Linked DNA regions of Homo sapiens: region 2 is linked to region 1. Evidence: chromatin contacts called from ENCODE Hi-C or POLR2A ChIA-PET data. All regions are on one chromosome and are shown on one strand. The core of a region is the stretch at or near the end of the contact, and the rest is flanking DNA. Distances in the headings are between cores, read along the strand shown. Region 1 holds the start of CCNF (cyclin F). Region 2 holds the start of PGP (phosphoglycolate phosphatase).

Region 1 (6,285 bases), core at 1,180-3,679:
CTGGGTGGCAGAGCGAGACTCTGTCTCAAAAAAAAAAAAGGTACTTTCTTTGTTGACACTGCAATGAACAGAGGCAATTTTAGTGTGCTAGGAGACAGCAGTAGGAATTTCTGTAATCAGAATGTCTTAAAGAAAGCATCTGGTAATGATATCATCCTTGTTTCCTTTTTGCCCTCCTTTTTTTTTTTTTTTTTTTGAGACAGAGTCTCGCTCTGTCGCCCAGGCTGGAGTGCAATGATGTGATCTCGGCTCACTGCAAGCTCTGCCTCCCAGGTTCAAGCAATTTTCCCGCCTCAGCCTCCCTAGTAGCTGGGATTACAGGCGTGAGACACCACGCCCGGCTAATTTTTGTATTTTTAGTAGAGATGGGGGTTTTGCCAAGTTGGCCAGGCTGGTCTGGAACTCCTGACCTCAGGTGATCCACCCCCCTTCGGCCTCCCAAAGTGCTAGGATTAAGGCATGAGCCACCGTGCCTGGCCTCTGCCCCAACCTCTTTTTTAGCCAAAGTTTTGTTCTGACAGTTAAGAACACAAGGCCTGATGGTATAATCAACAATGCTAGGGCTCATAGTGTTTTCATGCAGGGACTTACAGCTCGGACGGCCAGGATGTCCTCTACAGAAAGCCATTTCAGGATGTGAAAGAGCACATCTTCGGGGAGACTCAAGATGGTCAGGTTTCGGGGCCTCCTCCTTATTCTTCGCTTTGTAGGATAACAGAAACACTTGGCACACCTACAGTGGACCACTGAAGGAAAAAAAGACAGAAGCCTTGATAAGATGAAAAATTATTCTATATACACACCCTTGAAGGGAAAAAAAAAGGATAAAAGTTACATCTGAAGATGATCTAATGGTTACTATTCCCTGTGCCACAAAAGATGGAACTATGCTTCTTGTCCCAAACAAAGATTATGTAAAGGAGTGGCATTGCACAAATTACAGAAGAGATCATTCATTTTCAAATATTCAACAAATATTTATGGCAAATAGCGCATGTCATGTAACTTGGCTATTGGGAAACTTTCTGATCCAGAGCCCACATGACAGGCAGGAAGGGGAAAAAGCTGCCGAAGCTGAGGACGGTTTTCCTTCTATTTCACTCTCAGGAAAACTCCTGGGGCCTTTGCTGGATAGCTTTGCTTTTTGCACACGTGACCAAGGTGCATAATGTTCAATAAAGATCTGTGGGCTTGAAGAGTCTGGTTTTCAAGTCCAAATTAGAAGGGTCGGCCCTGGAGAGAAGCCACAGACTTGGAGGCCGGGGCAGTGTGCGTCCAAGTCTCAGCTCTGCAGAGTCTCAGTGTGCCCTCTATTGTAGAATGCGGAGTTGACAGCTACGCAGTAAGGTTGTTGCTCAGGTCCCAACACAAACCTAGACCTGTAGGTTTGTGTACAGATGCAATCATTAAAGGTGAGACGGGCATTCCACCCACCAGGCAGGCAGCCCGGACATGCTTCTCAGATGTGCTCTCTCCTCTTCCCACAGCCGGATTTTCCAACTCCTACTCCAGCAACCCCTTCCTCACTCTAAGCAGATGACCTTAGCCCTTATTTCACAGGGAAACAGAAGCCCTCAGACAGGAACCTCAGGATCCTGCCTCCCCATCTACAAATCTACCTTTCTATCCATCCTTCCTTCCAGTCCTGAAAGGAAGCGCCACTCCCCTCTGTGGGCCCAAATCCCTCCCCGCCTTGCTAGGACTTCCTAGCGATTGCTCCCGGCTCCCCTCTCTTGACCGGGGTCTTCCTGTTAGCAATTAAATCAGCTGCAAAAGCCAAACGTATTCCAGGGCGACGAATTCTCAAAGATTCTATAGACCTCTCCATAAAATATTCCTCATTCTCCGGCTCCAGGACAGATACTATGATAATAGCTGAAACCACAGTTCGTGTTTCCTGTGCCTCAACGCGCGCGGGGCCGAACGCTGCTTTCCACAGAGCTAGGTCCACGGCCCCGCTGGACTGAGGCTCGGTCAGGGCCCGGCCGGGCTGCGGGATCGCTTCGCCCCCACGCGCTCCGCAGCCCTTTCCCCGACCAGGAGGCGCTGGTGTTTGGCTCCCCGAGACCCGATCGCCGCCCCGGGACCCGATCGCCGGATCGCTGCCCCGGGACCCGATCGTTGCCCCAGGAAAGGGCCGGAAAACGTCGCCGCGGGGGAAGGCTCCGAGGGGCTCGGGCGCCCGCCGGGCATTTAAACCGCGCGCCCGGCCGCCGGGGCTCCCTGCGCGGGACGCGACATCCGCCCCGGGTTAAAGAGCTCGAGCCAGCCCTCTTCAGGCCGCCAGGGCCTCCCCTCCCGCGGGACCCACCGTCCGCCCCGCAGGGCAGGCAGAAGGGGTGTGGGGCAGAAACCAGCGGACATCGCCCCGCACTCACCGCCGCCGCTCCCCATCGCCGCGCTCGCGTCGCTGCCGCCGGAGCCCGCCTGAGAGCGCGCCCGCGCCCCGGCCGGAGCGCGCGTAGCCCTCGCGCAGGCGCAGACCCCGCCCCGCCGCCCACCCCAGTTTTCAAACGCACCCGGCCCTCCCATTGGCCTGCCCGGGGGGGCCGCCGCCGGCCCCGCCCATGTCCCGCCCTGTGCTCGCCTCATTTACCGCCCTCCACGCCCTCCCCGCCTGCTCCGGGACCCGCCATTGGCCGCGCCAGGACGCGAATTCGAACATTGGCCGCTGATTGGTGGAACCCGCGTGGCCGCCCCGCCTCCCCAACGGGGCTGGGGTCCCGTAGGAGCGCTTCCCGGCCGGCGGGCAGGGGTTTGTGGGCGTCCCCTCCCGGCCGCATGGGTTCGGGCTTCGCCGCTGACCCCGGCGACCGGCATCTGCGGTGCCAGATGGGCTGCGAAGGCGCACGCCTGCGGCCAGGGGAAAGAGGACTCCTTGGCGTCCCTCGCAGTCGCGGCCGTGATCCAGCCTGGGACAGCCTCGACGTGGCGCTTCTAAGACGAGGCCGTGCCCTGCCCGGGTCCCGGGGTCGCTCCTGGGCCCGCGACCCTCACCCCCAGCTTGCACGGCCTTCCCTTCCGCCGCCTGCTTCAGGTGGAGACCCTTGGGTTTGTGGCTGAGCCGCTGCTGGGCGGGGATGCTGGCCGGGATCGTGGTAGAGAAAGAGGAGGTCGGAGCTGACGCTGGGAAGTCTCCCCCGCGGAACGCTGACCCCTTCTTCCCGCGAAACGTGGCGCACCCTGGACGCCTCAGTGCTCCAGCCCCGGGGCAAGCCCTCCCCATCACTTTGGCCAGATGCTGCCCCCTGTCTGGCCTCCTCGGCTGCTACCTGGAGCTGCTCGCCGCGGGAAGTGTCGTATCTGCTCACTCTTGTCTTGGGCAGTGCCCATCTGAGCTGTCCTTCAGGAGTCAGCCACACCGCACCCCTTTTACGGCACAGGCTGTCAAGGGGAAGACTCGCAGCCTCCTGACTGTCTGGTGGAGGACAGAGGGGGCTTTTCCTGGGGAAGGCAGGGGCCTGGGCCAAGGCTGCCCACCCCTCCCTCACGCTTCCCTCAGTCTGCACCCTTCCATCCTTCCGGGTCCCCATAGAACTCCTTCAAGTACTGGGCCTGCCCTGGGCACACAGACAGGAGCCCTGGCGTGCAGGCTTCAGCCGGCCTGGGGCAAGAGACAGAGTAAACAGGTGATCACAGCACAGGGTACAGAAGAGTCCGTGGCCCCAGAGAGGGTCTGGAAGTTGGGAATATTCCCTGTCCCGGAATCAGGAAGCGGGTGAAGGAGGGTGAAGAGAGGACAGGCTGAGCGAGTTTGGGGCCTGCTCCCCAGATGTCCCATGTTCTCAGCCCCCAGATTTATTATCCCCTTATCTCACTTTTGTCCTCCTGGGTTACTGTTTCCTACTTTGTCACTGTTACCTGTCTCCCCCTAGGGCAGAGGTGCACTTTCAGGGTTAGCTTCCATAGCATCTTGAAGGGATTAATCAACTAGAGCCAGCCATGAGCACATTAGCCACACCAGCTGCCTCTAGAATCTAGAACAGCATCCTTGGTCCCTAGGTTGTTGTTTAGCTCTATCCTGTGCTTTGTGTCCTGATCACTCTCCTTTCAACATGGACAGGCAAATTTCTTTTTCAGGGAGCAGGAGTTGTCTTGACTGCAGCCATGCCTGCTCTCGCCCCACACCCTGCACTGGCAGTGGGAGCCTCCAGGGCTGCCCTGGGGTGATAAGTGGCTCCTCCAGGGTGTGGGCCCGTTTCCCACTGGGCTTCAGGAAGGTGAGACCTTGTTGGAAAAGTCTAAACTGTTAGGAGCTCAGGGAAATTCCTGGTGGAATGAGGTGTCGGTTGAAAACGTTATGGGTAGTGAGGGGCAGGGGAGAGAAGGGAAAGTGAAGTAGCTTGGGAGCCTGAGAAATCCCACATTCAGAGAAGAAGATGGGCCTTCAGTGGAGGCAGAGAGGGGCATGGGAGGAATGAGAGCTGGATATGGGAGCCCAGGGAGTGGCTTTCATCACAGGGAGCAGTCACCTGAAACGAGGACTGAGGAGGGTGGGTTGGCGACCATGGGTGTGCAACGCCGTTGTTCTGGGCAAGGGGTGCAGGAACCATAGGCAAGGCCTGTGCATGACCCTTTCCTGAGTCCTGGCTGAGAAGGGGCAGAGACCAGCATCTGCACTTCCCAGAGAGGAGCTGAGGGGCCTGTGGCAAGGGGCAGAGTGAACTCCACAGAGAGAGAAAGGCCACGGGATGGAGCCCGTCTCAGAAGAGAGGTGAGTGTACATGACAAAGGCATGTGGCCACATCCATCTGCATCTGGACAGTGTGATGGTCTGGCGCCCATGGGGCCTCTGCTCAGTGGTTCTCATGCTGGAGCTGCGCCAGAGTACCTGCTGTAGGGCTTCTTGCAACATGGATTGCTGGCCCTGCCCCAGGCATTTCTGATTCAGTAAGTTTTGGGTGGGGCCCAAGAACCTACATTTCTAACAAGTTTCCTGATGGTGCTGCTACTGCTGGGACCCCACTGCGAGAACCTCTGCCCCAGTGCAACCCTGGCTCCCCTGTCTGTTGATGTGGGAAGTTACTGGCTGCCTCTAAGCCAGTCTACCCATGTGGGAGGTGGGGCGCTGTCCACTTCATGGGTGGATATAGGATCACATGCAGCCCTAAATTTGCAGGAGCCAGGGAAGAGGATGAAAGCCCACACATCCAAATATTTAAATATTGTGACATCCCGACTTAGGCTAGCAAACTTGTCAATATTTATTTCCTCCTTCCTTCAGAAGAACAGTGACATTACCACCTGTGAGGCCAGGTGTGAGTTTAGAATCATGGTCTCCATGAAGCTTCACTCTTGCATGTGACCATGGGAGCCAGCCCCCAGCGGCCTACGGGCACCCTCCTCTCTGTTTCTGGCTCTATCCTGCTTTCCAAGGGATCTGCACACATGTGTGGAAACCTCCACGCACCCATCCAAACTCTACCCGAAGTTCTGCAGAGCCACTGCTTTGCTGCATCTCGCATCTCAGGGTGCGTTGGGCGGCATGGCCTGCCCTGGGAGGGAGTGCACTGGATGGACAAACCATCTGGGCAGGGGATTCTAGAGAAGGAAGAGCGCAAGCTTTGGGTGAGCATTTCCCTCTGCCCTGCAGACTTCTTGCCCATGAGCAAGGGGATGACCAGGACAGACCCCTTAAGGCCGGGCCTGAGGGTGATGTGATCAAATGACGCAATGCCTGCAGGGGACCAACCACAGAGTTGGCACCTGGTCGGGTCATGGTTAGTACTGTAGTCACCCCATGGCCACCGCCCTTGGAAAGGACATGCAAGATGTTCTGAGGCTGCTTCCACAGCCAGGTCTCAATAAGACCACAGGCTACTCAGGTGGGACTTGGGCATCCCTTTCTAAGGAAACGCACCTGGGTTCTCCAGCGGGCCTCTTAAGTTCTCCAGTGGGCCCCACTCTGCTCCGTGCACTGCAGTTAGGGGGACAGCCCTGTGCTGAGCTAGCTAGGTCGAGAGCTGCCTCTGTACGCCCTGGAAACCCAGGGAAGGCCATGCACACCTGGGCCAACCTGGCACTGGTCTGTCCTTATTACAGCAGGACAGGCTCTGAGGGAGGAGGCAGGGAGGGAGGCCGAGAGAAAAGCTGAGAGGGAGGCAGGGAGGGAGACTGAGAGGAAAGCCGAGAGGGAGGCAGGGAAGGAGGCAGCGAGCACGATGAGGAGCCCACCTGCTCTGCTTGCTCTCGTTGGTCTTCGCTTTGGACCAGGGGCACAGGGCATGCGAAGCTCAGGAAGACGTCCTCCATGGTGACCTGACTGCTGAGTAGTTGTCCAGCATG
Region 2 (6,285 bases), core at 3,278-5,777, 210 kb after region 1:
AGAATGATCAATAAAAATAAAAATAAAAATAAAAATAAAAATAAAAAAAGAGGTGAGGCCTTTAAGAGGCAAAGGGGGCCGGGAGCGGTGGCTCACGCCTGTAATCCCAGCACTCTGGGAGGCCGAGGCAGACGGATCATCTGAGGTCAGAAGTTTGAGACCAGCCTGGCCAACACAGCAGAAACCCCCATCTCTATTAAAAATACAAAAGTTGGGCCGGGCACGGTGGCTCATGCCTGTAATCCCAGCACTTTGGGAGGCCGAGGCGGGGGGATTAAAAGGTCAGGAGTTCAAGACCATCCTGACCAACATGGTGAAACCCCGTCTCTACTAAAAATACAAAAATTAGCCAGGCCTGGTGGCATGTGCCTGTAATCCCAGCTACTCAGGAGGCTGAGGCAGGAGAATCGCTTGAACCTAGGAGGTGGAGGTTGCAGTGAGTCGAGATCATGCCATTGCACTCCAGCCTGGGCAACAGAGCGAGACTCTGTCTCAAAAAAAAAAAAAAAAAAAAAAAAAAGTTGCCGGGCGCGGTGGCTCACGCCTGTAATCCCAGCACTTTGGGAGGCCAAGGAGGGCGGATCACGAGGTCAGGGTATTGAGACCATCCTGGCTAACATGGTGAAACCCTGTCTCTACTAAAAAAAAAAAAAAAAAATCAGCCGGGTGTGGTGGCACACGCCTGTAGTCCCAGCTACTCGGGAGGGCGAGACAGGAGAATCGCTTCAACCCGGAGGCGGAGGTTGCAGTGAGCCGAGATCGCGCCACTGCACTCCAGCTTGGGCAACAGAGCGAGACTCGGTCTCAAAACGAACAAAAAAAAAATACAAAAGTTAGCCAGGTGTGGTGACACACACCTATAATCCCAGCTACTAGGGAGGCTGAGGCAGGAGAATTGCTTGAACCTGGTGGGGCGGAGGTTGCAGTCAGCTGAGATGGCACCACTGCCCGCCAGCCTGGGTAACAAAGTGAGACCGTATCTCAAAAAGAAAAGGGCATCCTGATCAGGTGACCTCAGGCCCTGCTTTGCCCAGAGCCCAGGCCACTGGCAAGCATGGGAGTGGATAGACCCTTGGAAGGCAGAGAGGCCAGGCACAGGCAGCAAGACTAGACCCTCCCTTTCTCCAAACGGCCTCCTTTCCCATGCAGGCCTCAGCCTGGCTCAACAGAATAATGCCTGTGGACATTCCACAGCCAGACCCAAACAGGAACTACAAAATCCTTTTTTTTTTTTTTTTTGAGATCGAGTCTCACTCTGTCACCCAGGCTGGAGTGCAGTGGTGCAACCTTGGCTCACTGCAACCTCCGCCTCCTGGGTTCAAGCAATTCTGCCTCAGCCTCCCAAGCGTGTGCTACCACGCCCGGCTAATTTTGTATTTTTAGTAGAGATGGGGTTTCTCCATGTTAGTAAGGCTGGTCTCTAACTCCTGACCTCAGGTTATCTGCCCTCCTCGGCCTCCCAAAGTGCTGGGATTACAGGCGTGAGCCACCGCGCCTAGCGGGCTACTTATATTTTCTATTGCAATGTAAATTGATGCAACTCTGTTAAGGTGAAATAGTGTCTGTTCTCGTGCCACTGAAAGCCATCCCCAGGTCGGCTTGCAGTACAAGATCCTTACTTGGGGAGACACTGGGGCCATCCCCTCACAGATAGAGACTGAATGCCTCCTGTGTGGGGGGCACCCAAAGGGGTCCTCTAGCCCCAGATGCAGGGCCACATCACCCTGTTCCCAAAGTCAGTCCTCTCCTATAAAGCGCACTTTCCTCCCAGCCTCCGCCAGGACCTTCCCCACAAGTGACCATGCCTCCCCTCCTACCTGCACACATACAGGCATATTCTGAGGACGTTAAGCCGACCAGATGGGGCAGAGCTCAGCTTTGGGGTTGACTGAGTTTAATCCCAACTCAACCTTGTCCAGCCGGCGACTCTCGGTGGCTCAGTTTGGCCATCTATAAATGGAGATGTGAATAATCCCTGCCTCTCAGGCCTGTCCTGTGACTCTGAGGAGGTAATGCAGGGAAGGAGCGGTGCAGCGGCCTAGGTGCTCACAGAGTGCCCAGGAAGCCAAGGCAGCCGGGCAAGTGTGGGAGAAGATGGCCCATGGCTGGGTATCATCAACAGTTCCCATTCCAGCCGTTGTCTCAAATCAACTACCTGTTGCTCTGTGGTAAAAGCAGAGTGTGATTCTTGTCAAATCCAGTTCTGCTCAAAGTCAAAGTCATCTTTTTTTTTTTTTTTTTTTTTTTTGATAGGAGTCTTGCTCTGTTGCCCAGGCTGGAGTGCAGTGGTGCAATCTCGGCTCACTGCAGCCTCCGCCTCCCAGGTTCAAGCGATTCTCCTGCCTCATCCTCTCAAGTAGCTAAGATTACAGGCATGTGCCACCACATACGGCTAATTTTTGTACTTTTGGCAGAGATGGGGTTTCACCATATTGGCCAGGCTGGTCTCCAACTTCTGACCTCAGGTGATCTGCCCGCCTCGGCCTCCCAAAGGGCTGGGATCATAGGTGTGAGCCACAGCACCCAGCCAGGATGAATTTCACAAACATTATGTTAAACCGTAGAAGCAAGAGCCAGAAGCACATACCGTATAATCCCAAGTATAAAGCAGTCCGGAGGCTTGGTTGTGACTCTATGGTGATAGGAGTCAGAAAAGTAGTCAGCAATGTGCTATCTGCTATTGACTGGATAGGAACAAGAGGGAACTTCCTGGGGTGTTGGAAATACTTTATACTTTGGTCTGGGTTATGTTTACACAAGCATATACATATGTAAAAAAATCTGCTGGGTGCGGCAGCTCACGCCTGTAATCCTAGCCCTTTGGGAGGCCAAGACAGGAGGATCACTGGAGGCCAGGAGTTGGAGACCAGCCTGGCCAACATAGTGGGACTCCGTCTCTACAAAAAATTTAAATTAAAAAAAAAATTAGGCGTAGTGGCACACACCTCTGGTCCCAAATACTTTGGAGGCTTAGGTAGGAGCATCACATGAGCCTAGGAGGTCAAGGATACAGTGAGCTGTGATAAGGCTACAGTGAGCTGTGATCTAGCCACTCCACTCCAGCCTGGGGGACAGAGCAAGACCCTGTCGCAAAATATATATATACATGTAAAAATGTAAAACTTCCGGCCGGGCGCCATGGCTCACGCCTGTAATCCCAGCACTTTGGGAGACCAAGGTGGGCGGATCACGAGATCAAGAGATCAAGACCATCCTGGCTAACACGGTGAAACCCCGTCTCTACTAAAAAATACAAAAAAATTAGCCAGGCGTGGTGGCCGGCGCCTGTAGTCCCAGCTACTCAGGAGGCTGAGGCAGAAGAATGGCGTGAACCCGGGAGGCGGAGCTTGCAGTGAGCCGAGATCGCGCCACTGCACTCCAGCCTGGGCAACAGAGCAAGAGACTCCGTCTCAAAAAATAATAATTAAAAAAATAAAAGGCCGGGCGCGGTGGCTCACGCCTGTAATCCAAGCACTTTGGGAGGCCGAGGCGGGCGGATCACGAGGTCAGGAGATCGAGACCATCCTGGCTAACACGGAGAAACCCCGTCTCTACTAAAAATACAAAAAATTAGCCGGGCGTGGTGCCATGCGCCTGTAGTCCCAGCTACTCGGGAGGCTGAGGCAGGAGAATGGCGTGAACCCGGGAGGCGGAGCTTGCAGTGAGCCGAGATGGCGCCACCGCACTCCAGCCTGGGCGACAGAGCGAGACTCCGTCTCAAAAAGTAAATAAATAAGTAAATAAAATAATAATAAATGTAAAACTTCCATCGAGCTGCACGGTTTTCATGCCCTTTACTGTAATGTTTTGCCTCAATTAAATACCTAATAATTGATGACGATGACGGCGAGCAATCACTGAGTACCAGGTTCTAGACAGTGTCCTTAGACCCTAATCCCCCAGCCTGGTAATGGCTGGTTCGTGTTACCTCCAAGGAACCGGGAACGCGTTTTTGCAAAGGACTGAGGCGCGTACTCACGCCTGCCGGGGAAGGAGCCCCGGGCTGGCTCGCGGGACTGGCCGGTAAGCGACCCACGTGGTGGCCCCGTGTCCCGAGCGCGTCCACGGCACAGAGGCACGGGCACGGCCGACGAAGGTGCCCCGGCCCCCTCCCGCGGCGCTCCTGCGAGAGCCCCGCCCATGCCCGCGGGAGAGACCGGCCAATGGACAGCCGGCCTGGCCCGGGTCACTCCGTGAAGGGCCTCGTCACCTAGGCTGACCACTCGCTTCCAATGGGTGAGCGGCCCGCGGCAGCCCGGGAACAGCGGCCTTGCGCCTGCGCTGCTCTCCCCTCTGGCGCATTTCCGCAGCGAGCGCTTCACTCCGAATGCCGGTTGGAGCCCTGCCAGCCAATCACCGGGGCGTCCCAAGGCCGGTAGCCAATGATCGCCCCTCTCCCCGCGCCGGGCCTCACCGATTGGCGCTGAGCTCCCGCAGCCCGCGGGAGGCGGGGGCGGATTGGCGAAGGTGCAGGCCAATGGGCGGCGGGCGCGAGGCGCTGGGCCAATGAGCGCCCCGGGGGCGGGGAGGGCGCCGCGGCGGGCGGCTGCGAGGAGCGGCCGGCGGGCGGCGGCGGCCGGCGGGCGGCGATGGCGGCGGCGGAGGCCGGTGGCGACGACGCCCGCTGCGTGCGGCTGAGCGCCGAGCGGGCACAGGCGCTGCTGGCCGACGTGGACACGCTGCTGTTCGACTGCGACGGCGTGCTGTGGCGCGGGGAGACCGCCGTGCCTGGCGCGCCCGAGGCCCTGCGGGCGCTGCGAGCCCGCGGCAAGCGCCTGGGCTTCATCACCAACAACAGCAGCAAGACCCGCGCTGCCTACGCCGAGAAGCTGCGGCGCCTGGGCTTCGGCGGCCCCGCGGGGCCCGGCGCCAGCCTGGAGGTCTTCGGCACGGCCTACTGCACCGCGCTCTACCTGCGCCAGCGCCTGGCCGGCGCCCCCGCGCCCAAGGCCTACGTGCTGGGCAGCCCAGCCCTGGCCGCGGAGCTGGAGGCCGTGGGCGTCGCCAGCGTGGGCGTGGGGCCCGAGCCACTGCAGGGCGAGGGTCCCGGCGACTGGCTGCACGCGCCGCTGGAGCCCGACGTGCGCGCGGTGGTGGTGGGCTTTGACCCGCACTTCAGCTACATGAAGCTCACCAAGGCCCTGCGCTACCTGCAGCAGCCCGGCTGCCTGCTCGTGGGCACCAACATGGACAACCGGCTTCCGCTTGAGAACGGCCGCTTCATCGCGGGTCCGTGCGCCCTGGGGCGGGAGGCTGGGGGGCGGGCGGCGGGCCCCCTCCCTGCCCTTTGACCCGGTCCCCTGTGCCCCGCAGGTACCGGGTGTCTGGTCCGAGCCGTGGAGATGGCCGCCCAGCGCCAGGCCGACATCATCGGGAAGCCCAGCCGCTTCATTTTCGACTGCGTGTCCCAGGAATACGGCATCAACCCCGAGCGCACCGTCATGGTGGGAGACCGCCTGGACACAGACATCCTCCTAGGCGCCACCTGTGGCCTGAAGACCATCCTGACCCTCACCGGAGTCTCCACTCTAGGGGATGTGAAGAATAATCAGGAAAGTGACTGCGTGTCTAAGAAGAAAATGGTCCCTGACTTCTATGTTGACAGCATAGCCGACCTTTTGCCTGCCCTTCAAGGTTAAAGATTGAGTGTCTTTAATCTGCAGAATAAAAAAAAAGAAATTGAAAACCAGTTACCCAAATTAATAGGTGGGGCTTAAGCATCTGCTCGGCTAAGTGGCTTCAAAGAGTGTAATTGGAGTTAAGCAAAGGCATTCATTGTTAACCTTGTAAGTACACGTTTGGGGGACGATTTTGTTTACAGATGCTTGTAATCGAAGATGCACTTTTAGGCTTGGAAGGCGTTGTGGGCTGGGTTCTGGGCCTTGGGTGGGGTTGGCAGGGGCAGGCTCTGCACCTGTCCGGGATTCAGGTAACCAGGGCCTGCCGATGGGACTGAGGCGGGTCTAGGGGTGTGTGTCCTGTATTTTATTGAAAAACTCATTCAGGGATCCAGCCCCTCAGGGGGCAGAGGGACTGATTATTCTGACTGTTGGGAGAGGCTTGCATGGACCAGAGCCCCATCAGTATGACTGAAAGTCCAGCGGAGCCTTCTGTGTCCCTGTGCCTCCCAGCAGGGTGGGAGTGGAGGAGGCGGCTGCTCCCAGGTGGCATCTCCCTGCCCTTGGGTGCAAAGTGCTGCCCTCACCACTCTCCCACCTCCCTTACTTCCTTGAAAACCACTCTGATGTCACAACTGAGTGTCTGTTCCGTTTCAGATACCCAGGG

The links. Hi-C counts contacts between places; a loop is a spot of excess contacts on that map. ChIA-PET counts read pairs that join two places held with the same protein, here RNA polymerase II (POLR2A). Pooled maps may share reads with other maps.
Region 2: a loop to region 1 is called in a pooled map, with 7 times the contacts of the local background. The contact joins the promoter of PGP here to the promoter of CCNF in region 1. A Hi-C loop is called at or near these places in 3 of 168 maps with a recorded cell type or tissue (CD8-positive, alpha-beta T cell and naive thymus-derived CD4-positive, alpha-beta T cell), 16 of 37 single-sample maps with no recorded cell type and 16 of 50 pooled maps. POLR2A ChIA-PET finds 5 or more read pairs at or near these places in 5 of 52 experiments (AG04450, H1, PC-9 and 1 more).

Annotation. Positions count from the first base shown.
Region 1 is chr16:2,425,591-2,431,875 of GRCh38, reverse strand. It overlaps CCNF (cyclin F), which reads right to left and starts at 2,429. Exons shown (of 17, transcript NM_001761.3): 1 at 2,379-2,429; 2 at 592-746. The coding sequence starts at 2,394. It also overlaps the pseudogene ABCA17P. RefSeq lists silencers at 2,054-2,103, 2,114-2,963 and enhancers at 3,174-3,353, 2,789-3,368.
Region 2 is chr16:2,213,082-2,219,366 of GRCh38, reverse strand. PGP (phosphoglycolate phosphatase) reads left to right here and starts at 4,527. Exons shown (of 2, transcript NM_001042371.3): 1 at 4,527-5,229; 2 at 5,314-6,285. The coding sequence starts at 4,590. The coding sequence ends at 5,639. RefSeq lists enhancers at 4,125-4,419, 5,441-5,570, 5,992-6,285 and silencers at 3,951-4,610, 4,951-5,000.